2 separate regions of the Homo sapiens genome follow, and region 1 is linked to region 2. Evidence: read pairs that join two places in POLR2A ChIA-PET (ENCODE). Cell type or tissue: PC-3. All regions are shown on one strand. Each heading gives the region's core, and the rest is flanking DNA. Links, peaks and the distances in the headings are about the cores only.

The links. Peaks named below come from ENCODE experiments on the same cell type or tissue, not always from the same donor. Only the 100,000 strongest peaks of a DNase experiment are listed, where the experiment ranks them.
Region 1: POLR2A ChIA-PET joins it to region 2 with 16 read pairs; 5 of 35 experiments call an interaction of 5 or more read pairs at or near these places.

Annotation. Positions count from the first base shown.
Region 1 is chr5:149,120,689-149,130,688 of GRCh38, reverse strand. No RefSeq gene overlaps it. Among named protein-coding and RNA genes, the nearest start is that of ABLIM3, 16 kb to the left of the region's middle. In PC-3, for the core only: a CTCF peak has its summit at 5,229 (motif pointing left); DNase peaks (open chromatin) are centred at 4,888 and 5,178; H3K4me3 peaks cover 1,492 bases; H3K27ac peaks cover 1,298 bases.
Region 2 is chr5:148,752,268-148,762,267 of GRCh38, reverse strand. No RefSeq gene overlaps it. Among named protein-coding and RNA genes, the nearest start is that of ADRB2, 69 kb to the left of the region's middle. RefSeq lists an enhancer at 1,214-1,293. In PC-3, for the core only: no CTCF peak of the experiment used is centred there; no DNase peak of the experiment used is centred there.

The DNA.
Region 1 (10,000 bases), core at 3,876-6,375, 370 kb before region 2:
GGACAGGGACTTTCTGTACGATTACAGGTTATTTGTTATCATCATAGACGTGAGGAATCAAAAAGGTTACTGCAGATTATGTTCTCTGTAGTCCAAATGCCCTGCAGATGCTACCCTCTGCTGGCTTGGCAGTGAAAGTTTAAAGAAGCTTCAGAGGATTAAGAAAGGAAACTCCGGCATTGAGGACCCCTAAATTCTATGCCTTATCCCTCATCCTTGTGAAAGGGAGCTTTGAGGTAGTGTTTGCCAATATTTCAGCTAATCAGAATCACCTAGGACATATGAATAAAATTTCCAGTGATCCTACCTTCAGGGATTCTGATTCACTGGTTGAGCAAGGTCTGAGAATCTGTGTTGTGTTAATGTGTCCCAGTGATTTGCAAATGCACTCGGTTTCACTGGCCCATGTGTGTTTTCAAAGTGTGGTCCTATGATCATTTCCTGACTTGCTGGCTGATGTGGATGTGGCCTAAAATAGGATAGGGAGTGAAACAAGTAAGGGACCAGTACCTTCCAGTTGTGTATTAAACACCACATACCTGGACTTCTGGATGCAGATCTGGGGATACCACTTGGCTAAGTGGGACTTAGCCAAGGTCTTCAGAGGAGCAAGACCAAAATAGTACAGGGACTCAAAGCTACATCATATAAGAAATCGGGAAGCAATCGAATGGGGAAATGTTTTATTTGCTCAAAGCATTGAAATTTATCAATAAAAACACACAGGAAAAAGAACGAGAGAGACACTATTTTTTAATTATTAAAATAGATTATTAGGCTGGGCGTGGTGGCTCATGCCTGTAATCCCAGCACTTTGGGAGGTTGAGGCTGGTGGATCACCTGAGGTCAGGAATTCTAGACCAGCCTGACTAATATGATGAAACCCCCTCTCTACTAAAAATACAAAAATTAGCCGGGTGTGGTGGCGTGCACCGGTAGTCCCAGCTACTTGGGAGGCTGAGACAGGAGAGTTGCTTCCTTGAACCTGGTAGGTGGAGGTTGGAGTGAGCCGAGATCACGTCACTGCGCGCCAGCCTGGGTGACAGAATGAGACTCCATCTCAAAAAAAAAAAAAGAAAAAAAAGAAAAAATAGATTATTAGACAATGAAGCCAAATATCATAAAGTTAAAATTAATTGAGTATGTAACTTCATTTTTTGTTCCTAAGTAAACAGCCTTTTAAAATGTAAGTCTATGAAAATGCCAGCCAGTTGAGAAGCAAGAGGCAAAAAATGTAGCCAGGCTGCTCTTGGTCTGAGGCAACTGAAAGGAATCCTTCTGATTATCTCTGAGGACAGGCAGATCTGGTTTTGCTTGGAGGTATTTCTGTGTACACTTCTTGGCTGGAACTGAGATTTTATCTCTGTTGTGGGTGGTAGGCACATTCTGCTTTCCTGGGCACCTTTTTCTATTCCTCACCTTGCAATGTCCAGATGCACGGATGGCACCTGAAACCAGCAGAATGGGATACAGTCATGCTCACACACCAATATTAATAACAAAACCCAAACACTTGTAAATGCCTCTTTTAATCCTCACAGCTATTCTGTGAGGTAGGCCTTTTAATTCCACATTTAATAGTGATATTTTTCTACATAGGAGTAAATATGCCTAAGGTAATATATCTTGAAACTTACAGAACCAGAATTTGAATGGAGAGCTCTGACTCCAAATCTAATAATCTAGTTTATTATTAAGAGGAAAGAGCACACTGAATTAAGGGCAATATTTTTGCTATCCTATCGGCCAATAGTTTATTTTATCAATTTTCCTGTGCAAACCAGAAGACAAGTCCAAGGACAGGGTGGGGGTCAGGTTGGAAGGTATGTGCCTCTGTCTGTGATCTGCCCTTGGGTAGTCTGTGTGGGCAGCAGAGTGCACCTTCAAGAAGTAAGAATCAGGAGGGGGCTCTGTAAACGGTTGACTCTCTACAGAGAACATGGGTTGGGAAGAGACGTGTGATCAGGGAGAAGATAGTGCAGAGACCATTTCTGCAGGTAATGACATTCATGGAGGATGATTCAGATAGCACCCTGTAGGGGCTGTAACCTGCCGGCAGCGCTCTATGGGGGTCACTAGGAGGCAATGGGAGATGTGGAATCTTCAGTTATTGGAATATACTTGTTGCAGAAGATATAATATCACTTGATTTCCTTCCTCTACTTTCCAAGACACTGTGGACATTTTACTTGGGGTGGGGAACTGGTGATACAGCAGCCTAGAATGAGAGGCCCCAGCCTCCCTTCCATGAGCACCTCCGATACTTTGCACTTAGCCATGCATTTCTCCTTCCCCTTCTCTGCTTCCACCTTATTCTTTTGTTTATTCACATATTTACACGTTTGTAACGACACATTCAGGAATAAATTATTGTTGTGAAAACTTTGGATAACACAGGGTACTTTAAAAAAAAGAACGTCTCTTTTCCCCTTACCGCATCTCATCGTCCTCCCTCATCCAGCCAGTAGAGGGCAGGGATGTTGCTTGCTCTGCGCCCTGCTGGGTTCCCCTCAGGCTTCCATGGAGAGGCACTCAGCGCACATTTGCTGGGGGAATAAATGCATTGAAATCACCAGGCTGAGGTGATTCCTTTTCTATACACACACAGACACATACATGTAACTGGGATGTTTTATTTTCATAAAAAGCGTCATAATGTATGCATTGCATTGCCAGTTTCTTTTGCTTCTCTGTCTTCTCCTTCCCCTTTTTCTTCTTTGTGTAATATGTCTTCAGGCTGTTTCTTTGACTCTATGAATACCTACTTCATAGAGGTAGGTCTTTTTAACTGCTGGATAATCACTCCTGTGTTGATGAGCATTTGCGTTCCTTCCACTCCTCACTATTTCTTGTGATGCTGCTGTTGGCTTCCTTGCACAGGCCTCTTGCTACACAGGTGTGAATATTTCTCCAGGAAAGACACCTGAGCAGGACTCACTGGATGGCAGGGCTCCTCTTTCCTATCTCATTTACTGGGTCAGATGCCTAAAATCTAAATTTTCCTGAAAGATAAGCTGAACTGAGGAGAAATTCCTTTCCCTGGGAGTGGTAGGGAGTGTCAGTCCTGGGCTTGTATCATGAACTTGGCACACATAGAGACACACGCACACACATACACACACACATACATACACACACACCCCCACGATCCTATCCCAGCCTGCTTGCTAGGAAACCTAGTTTTCAAACATTAACCTGTTTTGTGGAAGCACACTGATCATGAAAGTCCTGAGATTTGGGGAGTTCTATTGTAGAATTTGTCACAGACATTCCAAGAAAATGTAAAACAAGTAACAAAGCCTCCATGGTCTTTAGTTTCCTCATCTCTAAAATGGGTTTGGAGCAGACGAGGAGTAGAAGAGTAGACACATTACTGTTCAAGGACACTTTCAATGCTACCCTTCCAGGGTAAGGCTTCGGTTGCCTGCCCTTGACCTTAGGTTTGCTGTGGAAGCCAAGAAAAGGGGAGCTGGTGCTTTGGAAAGAGCAGTTGGCTTTTCCGGGTGAGTCAGACCCAGCAGCTTGGTGACCTCTGCCCGGGTCAGCAGTCCCACCTCCTCTTCTGGAGCTGCTGCTGCTGGTTCCTTGGCTGACTCTTGGAGAGAGCACGTTTCACATCCTACACAGAAGAAAGTCTGGAGAACATCTCCCCCATGGCTTACTAATCTGCATTTCTGACGGCCGCCAGGCTACTCTCCCACAGATGCCTGGTTTGGTGTTTCTGACAAAGCAGCAGAGCAGAGTGATGAGGACAAAGGCCCTGGGGTCACACTGCCTGGGTTCCAATCCTGCCACTGACAGAGCCAGAGCAAACCACTCAGACTCTTAGTTTCCTTATCTTTAAACTGGGGATCATGTTAGTATAGCTCTTATGGGGCATTGTAAGGATTAAATAAGTTTTTACTCATGGAGTGCATAATTTGTGTCCAATAAATGCTTTTATTATTAATGTTCAGAAAGGGGCATAGCCCCTAGACCAAGTAAGTGGTCAGTAAATGCATGCGGAATAAATGACAAATGCTTGAATGAACTGGAAGACAGGCCCATGTTCTGGTTCTATTTCCATGTCTGACTTCTGACACCAAGCTTACAGCTCCTCCCAACTCTACTGACCTCCCTGAAACATTCCTCCAATTTCCTATTCTAGCACTTTTACTAGTGGTTTCTCTTCCATTTGGAATATTCTCCTCAGTTGTTTCTGCTGTCAAAAACTCCACCCTTTAAAATGCAAATTACATGTCACCTCCTCCATGAAGCTTTCTTTGTTTTTCCCATTTGGAAGTGACATATTCCTTCTCATATTTCCAATATATTTCTCTGTTAATGATACCCACATTTATATTTTAAATCCCTATCATTCTTATGAATTCCAAGTTAGTGCATCTAACTGTCTATTTGGTATCTTCAGTATCAAGTACTGAATAGACCCAAACTTAATATGTCCACACCCCACCAACCCACTGCACTAAGTCATCTCCATCTGCAGGCTTTCCCATCTCAGTTAAAGACAACTCCATCTTTCCAGGTATTCAGGCCAAAACATTTGGAATTTGCCTTGATGTTTCTGTATCTCTCACAACCTTCTATCTAATCCATCCAGAAATCCTGCTGATCTACCTGGATGTAGCCAGAATCAGAATACTTCTCATGACCACTGCTACCATTGTGGGCCAAGTCAGGGCCAATAGACTCCACTCCTGCTCTTCCCTCACCCACAGTCGCTTTCCCTGGAGTGGCCAGAGTGTTCTTTGTAAAATATAAGTCGAGTCCTATCAATCTCTGCTCAAGATCCTGCTGTGGAGCACATTTCACTTAGAGTAAAAGCTGGGCTCTGAACGCAGCCAAACAGGTTTTACAAACCACATACCTCTCTCTCTGACTCGTTTCCCACTACTCTTCCTGTCCCGGACGTTCTCCGTTTGTCCCTCCAGATCCATGTTCCAGCTTTCCTCACAGTGCTCACATTCCTAGGAGACTGGCCACAGAAATCTTCAAACATTCCCTGCTGCCTTTTGCTTGCAGTTAGATCACCCGACGGCAGGCACTGGTATGGGATGGGGAGATGGTTGCTGAGAAAGGTCGGGATATTTGCTTCTCTAGTCCCTTCCCTGGCAAGCCGTGGCTGTGTTCCTTTACCGGTAGAGATGCATCCCTGTCCGCAGCCCTCTCTGTCAGCCAGCTCTCTCCAGGTTCCAGTAATCTTGCTCTCTCCTGGCCCCTTCTGGCCTACTTGTGCTGAAGGCATTTAGCTATTGCCAACTCGCAGGTGCCTGACCTTGCTGATTTACCTTAACTTTGCCCAGAGCTTTGCAAATAGTCTCTCTCTCTCTTGCTCTTTGATTACTCCTTTTTTTTTTTTTTTTGAGATGGAGTCTCACTCTCTTGCCCAGGTTCGAGTGCAGTGGCACGATCTCCGGTCACTGCAACCTCTGCCCCCTAGGTTCAAGTGATTCTCCTGCCTCAGCCTCCCAAGTAGCTGGTATTACAGGTGTGCACCATCCTGCCCGGCTAATTTTTGTATTTGTAGTAGAGACGGGGTTTCACCATGTTGGCCAGGCTGGTCTTGAACTCCTGACCTTAAGTGATCCGCCCGCCTCGGCCTTCCAAAGTGCTGGGATTACAGGCATGATGATTACTCTTTTTTAAAAGGTACCCTCTGTTTCCTGTATAACTTGGATCAATCCACTCACCCCAGCTCACTCTGTTCAATCAGCACTCTCTACCCTGGCCTTCCTCCAACATGCTGGGCATACTCCCGCCTCTGTGTCTTTGCACTGCTCTCCTATTTCCCTAGCATGCTTTTCTCCTGAGGTCCGTGGTGGTCTTTTTCTCTCATGTTCTTAAGCCTTTGCCCAGTTGTCCCTTCTCAGTGATCACATATCTCTTTGAACTAATAAAAATGTAGCTCTTTAAGGAATCTCCAGTCTGTTATCCATAGTGGTTTTACTAGCTTACATTCCCACCAGCAGTGTAGAAGTGTTCCCTTTTCATCGCATCCATGCCAACATGTATTATTTTTTGATTTTTTGATTATGGTCATTCTTGCAGAGTAAGGTGGTATCACATTATGGTTTTGATTTGCATTTCCCTGATCATTTGTGATGTTGAGCATTTTTTCATATGTTTGTTGGCCATTTGTGTATCTTCTTTTGAGAATTGTCTATTCATATTCTTAACCCACTTTTTGTTGGGATTGTTTGTTTTTCTTGCTAATTTGTTTGAGTTCTTTATAGATCCTAGATATCAGTCTTTTGTCGGATATATAGACTGTAAGGACGTAGATTTGGTCTTTTAACATAGTCCCATATTTTTTGGAGGCTTTGTTTGTTTCTTTTTACTCTCTTTCCTGTAAACTTCTCTTCTCACTTTATTTCATTAATTTGATCTTCAATCACTGATACCTTTTCTTTCACTTGATCGAATCAGCTACTGAAGCTTGTGCATGCATCACGTAGTTCTCGTGCCATGGTTTTTGGCTCCATCAGGTCATTTAAGGTCTATTCTACACTGTTTATTCTAGTTAGCCATTCATCTAATCTTTTTTCAAGGTTTTTAGCTTCCTTGCGATGGGTTCAAACATCCTCCTTTAGATCAGAAAAGTTTGCTATTACCGGCCTTCTGAAGCCTACTTCTGTCAATTTGTCAAAGTCATTCTCCGTCCAGCTTTGTTCCATTGCTGGTGAGGAGCTGTGATCCTTTGGAGAAGAAGAGGCGCTCTGGTTTTTAGAATTTTCAGCTTTTCTGCTCTGGTTTCTCCCCATCTTTATGGTTTTATCTGCCTTTGGTCTTTGATGTTGGTGACTTACAGATGGGGTTTTGGTGTGGATGTCCTTTTTGTTGATGTTGATGCTATTCCCTTCTGTTTGGTAGTTTTCCTTCTAACAGTCAGGTCCCTCAGCTACAGGTCTGTTGGAGTTTGCCAGACTTCCACTTCAGACCCTGTTTTCCTGGGTATCACCAGTGGAGGCTGCAGAAAAGCAAATATTGCAGAACAGAAAATATTGCCTGATCCTTCCTCTGGAAGCTTTGTTCCAGAGGGGCACTTGCCTGTACGAGGTATCAGTCGGCCCCTACTGGGAGGTATCTCCCATTTAGACTACACGGGGGTCAGGGACCCACTTGAGGAGGCAGCCTGTCCGTTCTCAGAGCTCAAACGCCATGCTGGGAGAAGTTTCTGCTGCCTTTTGTTCAGCTGTGCCCTGCCCTCAGAGGTGGAGTCAACAGAGGCAGCAGGCCTTGCTGAGCTGCGGCGGGCTCTGCCCAGTTCGAGCTTCCCAGGTTGCCTTGTTTACCTACTCAAGCCTCAGCAATGGCAGACACCCATCCCCCTGCCAGGCTGCTGCCTTTCAGGTCATCTCAGACTGCTGTGCTAGCAGTGAGCAAGGCTCTGTGGGCGTGGGATCCACCGAGTCAGGTGCAGGATATAATCTCCTGCTGTGCCATTTGGTGAGACCATTGGAAAAGCGCACTATTTAGGTGGGAATGTCCTGTTTTTCCAGGTACAGTCTGTCATGGCTTCCCTTGGCTAGGAAAGGGAAATCCCCTGACCCCTTGCACTTCCTGGGTGAGGCGATGCCCTGCCCGGCTTCGGCTGCACCCACTATCCAACCAGTCTCAGTGAGATGAACCAGGTACCTCAGCTGAACATGCAGAAATCACCTGTCTTCTGCATCGATCATGCTAGGAGCTGCAGACCGGAGCTGTTCCTATTCGGCCATCTTGGAATGGACCCCTGTTATTTTTGTTTTTTTTTTTTAATCTATCTCTTTAGTAAAATTTTCCTTCACATCCTGTATTGCTTTCTGATTTCTTTGTGTTGGTTTTCAACTTTTTCTTGGATCTCACTGAGCTGCTTTAAAATAAATATTTTTGAATTCCTTATCTGGTATTTCAGAGACTTTTTTGTTGTTGTTAGGATCCATTGTGGGATGGTTAGTGTGACCCTTTGCGGGTATTGTAGCACTGTACAATTTCATATATCCAGAATTGTTTCTCTGGTTCCTTCTCATCTGGGTAAATGATCTCTTCTTATTTTTGAACTTACTTTTGTTTAGAGGAGATTGTTTTCCTCTTGAGGATGTGACTATAATATGTGTTGTGTATGATCATTTGGCTTTGGTTCTCGGTACTTTCAGTGTCAAAGCCTCTGTAACAGCTCCTTGGCTTTAGATAGTATTTGTATGGTGGCTTTCTCAAATTCTGGTTGTAGCAGTGATGTACCGAGTCTGTGAGAAGGCTTGCCGTCTCCTGCATGGCTGGGATAGTGAAGGTCTCAGGAAGCTTATCTCATTCTTCGGCACCATGCACTTCTGTTAGCAGATCTTTCTTTAAAAAATTACATTGTGTATTTCAACCTGTAGATCAGTAGATGACACTTATAGGTAAGAGCTGGCTGCAGCAGCAGAAGATGGCGTATGTGTCACCTTTCTTTACCAGGAGAAGATTTCTCTGGTACCTCAGATGATGGGCTGGTCTGTGGAATGCATGGTGGCCTTAGCTTCCTGCTTAGTCACTAATGGGGGGACGGAGCTGGGCAAAGCTGAACTTCCAGTCCTGCTCTCAGATACCCCAATGGCAGGCACAAGCACCAGTCCTGACAGAGGTGGTGAGGGGAGCTCCCAATGAAATGCGCTGAAGGCTCCGTAGTGAGGTAGGTGGCTGCCGCAGCTCCTGCCTCCCTGTCATGCCCCCTCCTGGCACTCAGGACACTCAGATCAGACAGACACTGCTGTCTATCTCCAAGCTGCAATGTAGTCGAGCACCATGAAAGACATTTGTCCCATGGCTCACCTCAGATGTCTTCTGTGTGGAGCCTCCTCCCTCAGCCTCAAACGTGCAGCTTTGTGGCTCTCTTGCTGTCTGCTGCAGGAATGCTGCCACTTCATGTAGAGAGAAGGAGGGGCCCCATCTTTTGTGCAAACCTAGGCCAGGTATGTACACCACCAGTGGGGGTGCAGCCACCCCTATAACCCTAGAATGTTCATTCTCCACACATCTGCACCAACTTCCCAAGACAGCAGCCATCGCTGTTCCCACAGCAGTGGGAGTTAGGGGGAGGAGAAGTCCTCCTCTTCACATCCATGCCAGAGGACCGCAACCACCTATCTGCTGGAACAAAACCATACTCCTCCCTTGCAGAATTTCTTTCTGTGGAGAACTGGTATCTGATATCTCTAGTGAGCCCAGTGCCTGCCTCTCCACTGGAGGTAGTGCAGTTGCTCTCAGCCCAAGGGAGCTCTTGGGCACAGGAAAGTGCATGCTCTGGTCTCCTGGTCCCCAGGGGTTCCCCCTTGGTGTGCTGCACTCCCTTCTCTTAGGAGCAGCATTTCTCAAGGGCTAGACCACTGGGGACCCTGAAGCTCCCCTGGCCCAGGCAGCCCTGTGTGGCTGCCACAATCTAAGTAGGTGCCAAGGAATGTCTGCAGGGGCTCCAGTGATGTGGAAACACAGGGACTGATGTTCCCTTGGAAGGACACAGTCGTCCAATGGGTGTGCCCCAAGTATGGCACCTGCTGTTGCTGCTCAGGTCACGGGGAGGGCAGGCAACTCAGGGTGAGCTGGTGGTCTAGTGTGATGCCCTTAAGAAGTCCCCAGATCACTGTCAACACCAGTGTTTGGGTTCATGCGGGTGGAAGAGCTCTCCAACAGTTCAGATACCAGAGGTCTCCTGCAGGGATAAGGGGAGCCAAAACCACTTCCACCTATCCTTTTTGTATGTAATACCAAATCCCTTGGGGTTCCTAGCTGATCTCTGCCAGCCTCTTGCTTTCTTCTTTTTCTGTGCCCTAGCTTCTTCCCATGAGTTCTCTGCTAGGCTCCAGAACTTTCTACTTGATACTTCATTCAAGTTATGATTATTCACCTGTAACTTTGGTTCTTCTTTCTGCAGAGAACTGGTGTCTAAGATCTCTAGTAATCTATCTTGGAAAAAAAAAAAGAAAATAAGAACCCCCAACCCCCCTGAAGTTTACTTTAACTGTTAGTAATATAGTCTTGCCAG
Region 2 (10,000 bases), core at 3,971-6,470:
TAAGATGGATGAAGATTTAAAAAACGACAATATAGCATAGCCAAGGGTGCAGAGATTCACTTTCATACACCGTGGGTGTGAGTACAATTTGGTAAAAGGTCTTTGAGCAAGAATTGGGCAAAATCTGCTCAACTTCTAAATGCCCAACTTTTTGGAGAGCAAAGATATACCTACATGACCATTTATCATAATTACTTTTGTGTAGCAGCAAGAAACTAAAAATAATAGTTTTCCATTCATAGACAACTATTAAAATATAAAACATTTATTTAGTAGTAAAGTAAAAAGCCATAAAGGAAGAATGAAGTAGAGTTTTATTGTAGCTCTAAAATATATTGTTAAGTGACTAGAAAAAAATCCTAAATATTATATATGGTATGTGCCTTTTATGTAAAAAAAATGTGGCATGTTTGTTCTAGTAGACTCAAAAAATTGAAAAGATAACTGCTCAATAAATATTCTTCAAGTGGATTAACTCACCTGCTTCATTGAATGACATGATAGGCCCTGTTTATCTATGATGAAGCTATACTTTTCAAGGCTTAAAGCTCCCCTTAGAATCCCTCTTTGCCTGCTTCTAATGTGCTCAGAAGAAAGCACATACATATACCTGTACATATATACATACACATAGACACACATGTTTTCTTTTAAATAATAAGTAAGCATTAGGAAACATATCCTTTAATAAACGTTCACAAGCAACAATTAATAATCCAAAGAAGCTGCTAACGTTTGTTAATTGCAAATGACATGAGGTTAAACCCAAACTAGCTTATGCAAAATATGGCATTTATTAGGTTTGGCTTTAAGCACAGCCATATTGAGGGGCTCAGATGATGTCCTAGAGACATTTCTTTTCTCCTCTTCTTTCAGGTCTCTTTTTCCCCCCTGAGGGTTGATTTCATTCTTTACAAATGTAGTGGATATCTTTCATCTCTTGGACAATGAGGTAGCAGGCAAATTTAGGCTTGCATTTTTTCTGTTCCTTGAACCTAGAGGGTGAAGTAAAAACTCTCATTCTGCTCCCAAGCAGAAAATCTCAAAGAAGAGCTCTGATTGGCCCAGAAGAGGTTACATGCACTCCTGTGAAACCAACACTGTGGTCAAGAACACTATGTGTGGTTAGGGCCAGGCTTACCCACTGATCTTTGTGCTAGCATTGAAGAAGTTGGGAGGACTACTGTGACTTGTAGGTCAGCCAGAATCAGGTGATTCACATAACATAATTACTTTCTTACAGTGGCTCCATTTGAGAGGGAATCACTGCACATCTTTTAGCACTGCTGATGAGGGTGCTGCCCACTTCTTATAGATGCATGATAAATGCTGACCCACAATTCTTTCTTTTTTTGAAGACCAAGAATTAAAGAAACAGGAATTACTATGAGTTGAGAGATAAAATAGGATACATTGTTTTTCTCTCTCTCTCAACAGTATTTTTCTTATATTAGCTGAAAATTAAAGACATTGAGGTTTTGATTGGTCAGCGTATACAGCTGAGTTTTTCAACAGGAGTGCTTATTTGACTATGAATTTATTAGGACAGGGATTATGTCCAATAGGCTTGCTGTTATATCAGCAACACCTAGTACATAGCCTGAAATATGGTGATGGCTCAATAAATATTTGTTGAGAGAAGGAAAGAAGGAAGGAAGGAAGGGAGGGAGGAAGGGAGGGAGGGAAGGAAGGAAAGGAGGGAGGGAGGGAGGGAGGCAGGGAGTTTGTTTAGCCTCATACTTTTAGATCCTTAAGGCACCAGATATAAGTATGCCAAAGAAAAGCTTTGACTCTAAGATGAAAATTCAGTTGAGACTCTTATCAAATCATGTAATACAAAGAAAATCATGTTTTGTTTTTGTTTTTTTTTCTTAGCAGAGATGGCAGTTAAGACCAGAGATAAACAAAAAGTATAATTCACATATTTACTCCATTAAATATTTTGTGGCTTAAGACAGTTTTCTTTTTATAATGGTTATGACATTTTTGAAAATACACACACGTACCCACTCAATAAAATGTGTTATCTTATTTTTGCTTACCTGTACCTTCAGGAACTGTCTTCATCTCTCTGGACAATAAAGCTGAATGCAAGGCATCCTGCCTACCTTACTCAGAGTTAAAATGCACAGGAGGAAATCCTGAGACTTTTTAGAACAGAACTTGCAGTTGAAACATTAGATAATATTAGCAGACAACATACACATTGAAGAAAATCAAATATAGAAATATGGAGAACTCCTACTAAGTATTATGAAAAGAAAAATAGAATATAGGTTGCTATGGGCTGAAATTATTATGGAGTGGCTTTTTGTAGATTATTTGGTAATGTAAGTAGAACTTGAAGTAGTTGAGAATAATTTAAAGAGATGAATGACAATAGAGAGGCAATGTCAAGAGCAAGGGCAAAGATGAAAGAACAGGAAGGCACAGGGTTTTCTCTGGGTCTCAATAAGAGAATCCAAATGACTGGGGTACAAACCATAGGTGAGGAAAGCAGAGCAGGTGTGATAGCCCAGTGGCAGGACCTGGAATGTCAGAAAGAGAGGTTTGAACTTATATTTGATAGTCATATTAAAGCTATCAGAAGTTCTTGAGTCTAGGACTGACATGAAGAAAGTATGTAAGTAAGATTAGTTCTTACCTCGAATGATTAAGAGGTAGAGAGACCCCAAACAGGAAGCCCCATTGGAAAGGTATTACAGAGTGATGTTAGCAAGATGATGGAATAGAAGGTTCCAGCCCTTATTCATTTACAGAAACGTGGACTTAACATCCACCCATAGTCAAGAATACCTTCCTGAGATCTCTAGATTTCAGGTAAGACATTACAGCACTCAAGTGAAGAACAGAAAAAGAAAGGACACGTTTCAGAGAGTAAGAATAGTTACACTTTACCCACGCCACTTCTCTTGCAAGCCAACACAGCACAGCACTGAGGAAGATTCCATCAGCCTGTGGGTTATTTCATAAGGGAAAGGGAGAGTGATGTAAGTATCTGACTTTGCCATGTATCCTGGCAGCAGGCTTGCCTTAGACCAAGACATTAGGCCCACCTGCCCATGGACTCAGGCATCACACCTATCAATCTGTAGACTCTAGCAGTAGGCCCATCCATGGACTCTGCCACTAGGTCTGCCCACCCACGGACCCTGCCAGTTGGTCTGCTTAGAGTCTCCGACCATGGTGGTGAAAGGCTTTCGTTGCTGAAGCAACGAATCTGTAAAGACTGGAAGAGATGACCACTTCTTCAAATGCATAGACACCAATGCAGGGCTACAGGGATCATAAAGAATCAGGAAACTATGACGCTGCCAAAGGAAAAAAAAAAAAACTTCAGTAAATGAACCTAAAGAAATGGATATCTATGAATTACCTGACAAATAATTTAAAATAATTATCTTAAAGAAGTTCGGTGAGCTACAGGAGAACATGATAGACAACTAAATAAAATCACAAAGCAATACATGAACAAAATAAGAAGTTCAACAAAGGGATAGAAACAATAAAAAAGCATCAAACAGAAATTTTGTAAATGAAGGACACAGTGACACACTAAAAAAATTCAATAGACAGCTTCAACATCAGACTCAATCAAGGAGAAGAATCAGTGAGCTCAAAGACAGTTTACTTGAAATAACACAGTTAGAAGAATAAAATAAACAAACAAAGAAAATGAGTGAAAAAAGCCTATAGGACTTATGGGACACCATCAAACAAAACTATATATGCATTACAGTAGTTTAAAAAAGAGAAGAAGGAGAAAACGAAGAAGAAAGTTTATTTCAAGAAATAATGGCTGAAAACTTCACATTTCTAAGGATGAAAATGAACTTTCAAATTCATTAAGCTTAAAGGATCTTAAGTAGTTTGAACCTAAAGATGTCTACACTTGAGACACATTATAATTAAATTGTTGAAATTCGAAGATAAAAAGAGACTTTTGAAAGCAGCAAAGAAAGAATGACTGGTCACATACAAGAGAACCCTTAGAAGATGATCAGTATATTTCTCATTAGAAACCTTCCTGAAAGTGAGGAAGAAGGTGGGTAATATATTCAAAATGCTGAAAGAAAAAAAAAACTCTGCCAACCCTGGCAAAACTATTATTTAAAAATGAAGGCGAGAAAGACTTTCCCAGACAAACAAACACTTGAAGCAGTTTATCACCATTAGAATCTGCCTTACAAGAAGTGCTAAATAGAGTCCTTCAAGTTGAAATGAGAGAACACTAAACAACACAAAAGCATATGAAAGTATAAATCTCACTGGTAAATGTAAATATATGGACAAATACAGAATAATGTAATGTCATAATGGTAGTGCAAAAATCACTTTTAACCTTGGAGTAAACATTAAGAGACAAAAGTATTAAGAATGGCTATAACCACAAAAAATAGTTAATTAATACAAAATATAAAAAGTAAATTCTGACATTAATAACATAAAGTGTGTGGGAGGAGGAAGTAAAATTATAGCTTTCATATGCAGCTGAAGTTGTTATCACCTCAAAAAATCCTGTTATAACAATAAGTTTTATACATGCCACATGGTAACCACACAAAAAAATCCTGTAGCAGATTCAGAAAAGATAGAGAAAACAATCAAAGTTTATCACTATAAAAAAAATCATCAAACAAAGGAAAATAGTAGGAGAAGAAGAAATGAACAAAAACACTACAAAACAGACAGAACATTACCAACAAAATGGCAATAGTAAGCTCTTACCTATAAACAATTACTTTAAATGTAAATAGACTCACCATCCAAAAGATAGAGTGGCTAAATGAAATTTTTTTAAGATTCAACTATATGTTGTCTACAAGAGACCAACTTTAGATGTAATGGCACACATAAGCTGAAAGTGAAAGGATGAAAAATATATTACTTTAAGACAAACTGTCACAAGAGACAAAGAAAGTTATTACATAATGATAAAATCAACTTGACAGGAAGATATAACAATTATAAATATATATGCACACTATATCAGAATATCTAAACATATAAAGCAAACATTGACAGACCTGAATGGAGAAATAGACAGCAATACAACAATAGCAGGGGACTCCAATACCCCACTTACAGTAATGGACAAATCATTCAGACAGAAAATCAATAAGGAAACAGTGGAATTGAACAATACTGTAGACCAAATGGACCTAATGGCAATATACAGAACATTCTATCCAACAGCATCAGAAAACACATTCTTTTCAAGTGAGCGTGGAAAATTATCCACCATAGATCACAAGCTAGACCATAAGACAATCCTTAAAAAATTTAAGATTCAAGTCATTCGAAATATTTTTTCAGCCACAATAGGATGAAATGAGAAATTAATAACAAAAACAACACTGAAAAATTTATAGGTACATGAAAATTCAAAAAACACATTCTTTTACAATCATTGGGTCAAAGAATAAATTAAAGGGAAATTAGACAATATTTTGAGACAAATGAAAATGATAATACAACATATCCAAACTTATGGAGTGCAGCAAAAGCAGTACTAAGAGGGAAGATTTATAATAATAAACACCTACATAAAAATAAAGACCTGAAATAAATAACTAACATTATACCTCAACAAATTAGAAAAATAACAAACTAAGCCCAAAGTTAACAGGAGGAAGAGAATGGAGATTAGAGAAAAAATAAGTGAAATATAGCATAAAAAAGCATTGGAAAACATTAATAAAAGAGTTGGTTATTTAAAAAGATAAGCAAAATCAACAAAAGCTTAATTAGGCTAAGAGAAAAAGAGATAAGGCTTACCAAAATAACATGTTCCAGAAATGGAAGAGGAGACAACTACAACCAGTAATGAAATGAAAAAGATAAAGAAATAAGAAAGCTCATAGAGAACTATTAGTGAGAATTATATGCCAACAAATTGGACAACATAGGAGAAATGGATAAATTTCTAGAAACATACAACCTACCAAGACTAAATCAAGAAGAAATAAAAAGCTTAAACAGACCAATAACTGTTTCTATTTAACTGTTCATTCAATATAAGGAGACTGAATCAGTAATCAAAATCTTCCAGCAAAGAAAAGCCCAGGACCAGATGGCTTCACAAATAAATTCTACCAAACATTAAAAAAATTGACACGAATTTTTATTACACTCTTTAAAAAACAGAAGTAGAAGGAACACTTCCAAATTCTTTGTGATGTCAGCATCACCCTAATACCAAAGCTGACAAAAATATCAGATAAAAAGGAAACTACAGGGCAATATCCTCAAAGAACATGAGTGCAAAAATCCTCAAATAAATAATAACAAACCAAATTTTTCAGCATATTAAAAGGACCATACATTGTGACCAAGAAGAAATTATCCCTGGAATGCAAAGATGGTTCACATATGCAAATCAAACAATATGATACATCACATTAACAGAATAAAGGATAAAAATAACATGATTATTCCATTAGATGCAGAAAAAGCATTTGGTGAAATTCAACATCCTTTTATGATGAAAACTCTCAAAAAGTTAGGTATAAAAGGAACTTACCTTAACACAATAAAGTCCATATATACAAACTCCATATACACAGCTAACATTATAGTGAATGGTGAAAAACTGAAAGATTTTCCTCTAAGATCAGGAACAAGACAAGGATGCTCACTCTCACCACTTCTATTTACCATAGTATTAGAAGTTCTAGCCAGAGAAATTAAGCAAGAAACAGAAATAAAACATACCCTAATTGAAAAAGACAGCATAAAATTAACTGTTTGCAGATGACATAATCTTATATGTAGAAAAACCTAAAGATTACACAGACAAACACATACACACACACAACCTATTAGAATCGATAAACAATTTGGCACAGTTGTAGAATACAAAATCAACACATATTTCTATACACTAACAAAAATCAACTGCATTTCTATAGATAAACAATGAATTATTCAAAAAGAAAATTAAGAAAACAATCTCATTTACAATAACATCAAAAATAATGTAATACTCTGAAATAAACTTAACCAAGGAGGTGAAAGGCTTATATACTGAAAGCCATTAAACACCAATGAAAGAAATTAAAGGAGATACAAATAAATGTAAAGGCATCCTATGTTTATGTATTAGAAGAATCAATCTTGTTAAAATGTCTACACTACTCAAAGCAATCTATAGATTCAGTGCAAGCTCTATTACCATTCCAATGACATTTTTTAGAGAAATAGAAAAAGTAATCCTGACATTCATATGAAACCAGGAAAGACCTGAAGAGTCAAAGCAATTTTGAGTAAGAACAAAGCTGGAAGTTCCTGATTTCAAAATATGTTACAAAGCTACAGCAATCAAAATAGTATGGTACTGTGGCATAAAAAACAAAAACCAAAAACATATAGACCAGTGGGATAGAATGGAGACCCCAGAATAAACCCATGTATATTTGATCAGTTGATCTTTGACAAGGAAGTCAAGAATACACAATGGGAAAGGATAGTCTCTTCAACAAATTGTGCTGGGAAAATTGAATATCCACCTGAAAAAGAATAAAATTGGACCTTTATCTTATACCATACACAAAAATCAATTCAAAATGGGTTAACTACTTAAATGTAACACCTAAAAACATAAAACTTCTAGAAGAAAACACAGAGGAAAAACTTCTAGATATCAATCTTGGCAATAATTTCTTGAATATGACACCAAATACACAGGGAACAAAAGCAGTATTAGACAATTGGGATTACATCACCCTGAAAAGCTTATGTGCAGCAAAGGAAACAATTAACAAATTGTTAACGAATTGTTAAATGTAGCCTACAGATGGGAGAAAATATTTGCAAGCCATATATCTGATAAAGAGTTAATGTCAAAAATATATAAGGAACTCCTGCAACTCAATAGCAACAAACAAAAAAATAATAAAAATAACTCATTTAAAAATTGGACAAAGGGCCTGAATAGACATTTCTCCAGAGAAGGCATACAAATTGCCAACAGGTATATGAAAATATTTCCAACATTGCTAATCAGGGACATGTAAATCAAAGCCACAATAAGATATCACCTCAAACTAGTTAGGACAACTATTTTCAGAAAACCAACAGATAACAAATGTTGGTGAGGATGTGTAATAGACAATAAAGAACCTTGTACAATGTTCTCAAAGCCACTATGTAAAACAGTATAAACTTTTCTTTAAAAATGAAAAATGAAAATACCATTATTATCTAGCAATCCCACTTTAGGGTATGCATCCAAAGGATTTGAAATCAAGATCTTGAAGAGATATCTGCACTCCCATGTTCATTCCATTATTATTCACAACAGCCAACACATGAAAGCAACCTAAGAGTCCATCAACAAATGTATGAATAAAGAAAATGTGACATTCCATGCTCATGGATAGGAAGAATCAATATCGTGAAAATGGCCACACTGCCCAAAGTAATTTATAGATTCAATACTATCCCCATCAAGCTACCACTGACTTTCTTCAAAGAAGTGGAAAAAACTACTTTAAATTTCATATGGAACCAAAAAAGAGCCCACATAGCCAAGACAATCCTAAGCAAAAAGAACAAAGCTGGAGGCATCACGCTACATGACTTCAAACTATACTACAAGCCTACAGTAACCAAAACAGCATGGTACTGGTACCAAAACAGATATATAGACCAATGGAACAGAACAGAGCCTCAGAAATAATACCACACATCTACAACCATCTGATTTTTTGACAAACCTGACAAAAACAAGAAATGGGGAAAGGATTCCATATTTAATAAATGGTGTTGGGAAAACTGGCTAGCCATATGCAGAAGGCTGAAACTGGATCCCTTCCTTACACCTTATACAAAAATTAACTCAAGATGGATTAAATACTTAAACATAAGACCTAAAATCATAAAAACCCTAGAAGAAAATCTAGGCAATAGCATTCAGGACATAGGAATGGGCAAAGACTTCATGACTAAAAAACCAAAAGCAATGGCAACAAAAGCCAAGATTGACAAATGGGATCCGGTTAAACTAAAGAGCTTCTGCACAGCAAAATAAACTATTATCAGAGCGAACAGGCAACCTACAGAATGGGAGAACATTTTTGCAATCTACCCATCTGACAAAGGGCTAATATCCAGAATCTACAAAGAACTTAAACAAATTTACACACACACACACACACACACACACATACACACACACACAAACAATCCCATCAAAAAGTGGGTGAAGGATGTGAACAGACACTTCTCAAAAAAAGACATTTATACAGCCAACAAACATATGAAAAAAAGCTCATCATCACTTGGTCATTAGAGAAATGCAAATCAAAACCACAGTGAGATACCATCTCATGCCAGTTAGAATGGCCATCATTAAAAAGTCAGGAAACAACAGATGCTGGAGAGGATGTGGAGAAATAGGAATGCTTTTACACTGTTGGTGGGAGTGTAAATTAGTTCAACCATTGTGGAAGACAGTGTGGTGATTCCTCAAGGATCTAGAACCAGAAATACCATTTTACCCAGCAATCCCATTACTGGGTGTATACCCATAGGATTATAAATCATTCTACTATAAAGACACATGCACACATATGTTTATTGTGGCACTGTTCACAATAGCAAAGACTTGGAACCAACCCAAATGCCCCTTAATGATAGACTGGATAAAGAAAATGTGGCACATATACACCATGGAATACTATGCAGCCATAAAAAAGGAGGAGTTCATGTCCTTTGCAGGGACATGGATGATGCTGGAAGCCATCATTCTCATTAAATTAACACAGGAGCAGAAAACCAAATACCACATGTTCTCACTCATAAGCAGGAGCTGATCAGTGAGAATACATGGACACAGAGAGGGGAACATCACACACTGGGGCCTGTTGGGGGGTGGGGGGCTAGGAGAGGGATAGCATTAGGAGAAATACCTAATGTAGATGACGGGTTGATGGGTGCAGCAAACCACCATGGCACATGTATACTTATGTAACAAACCTGCACGTTCTGCACATGAACC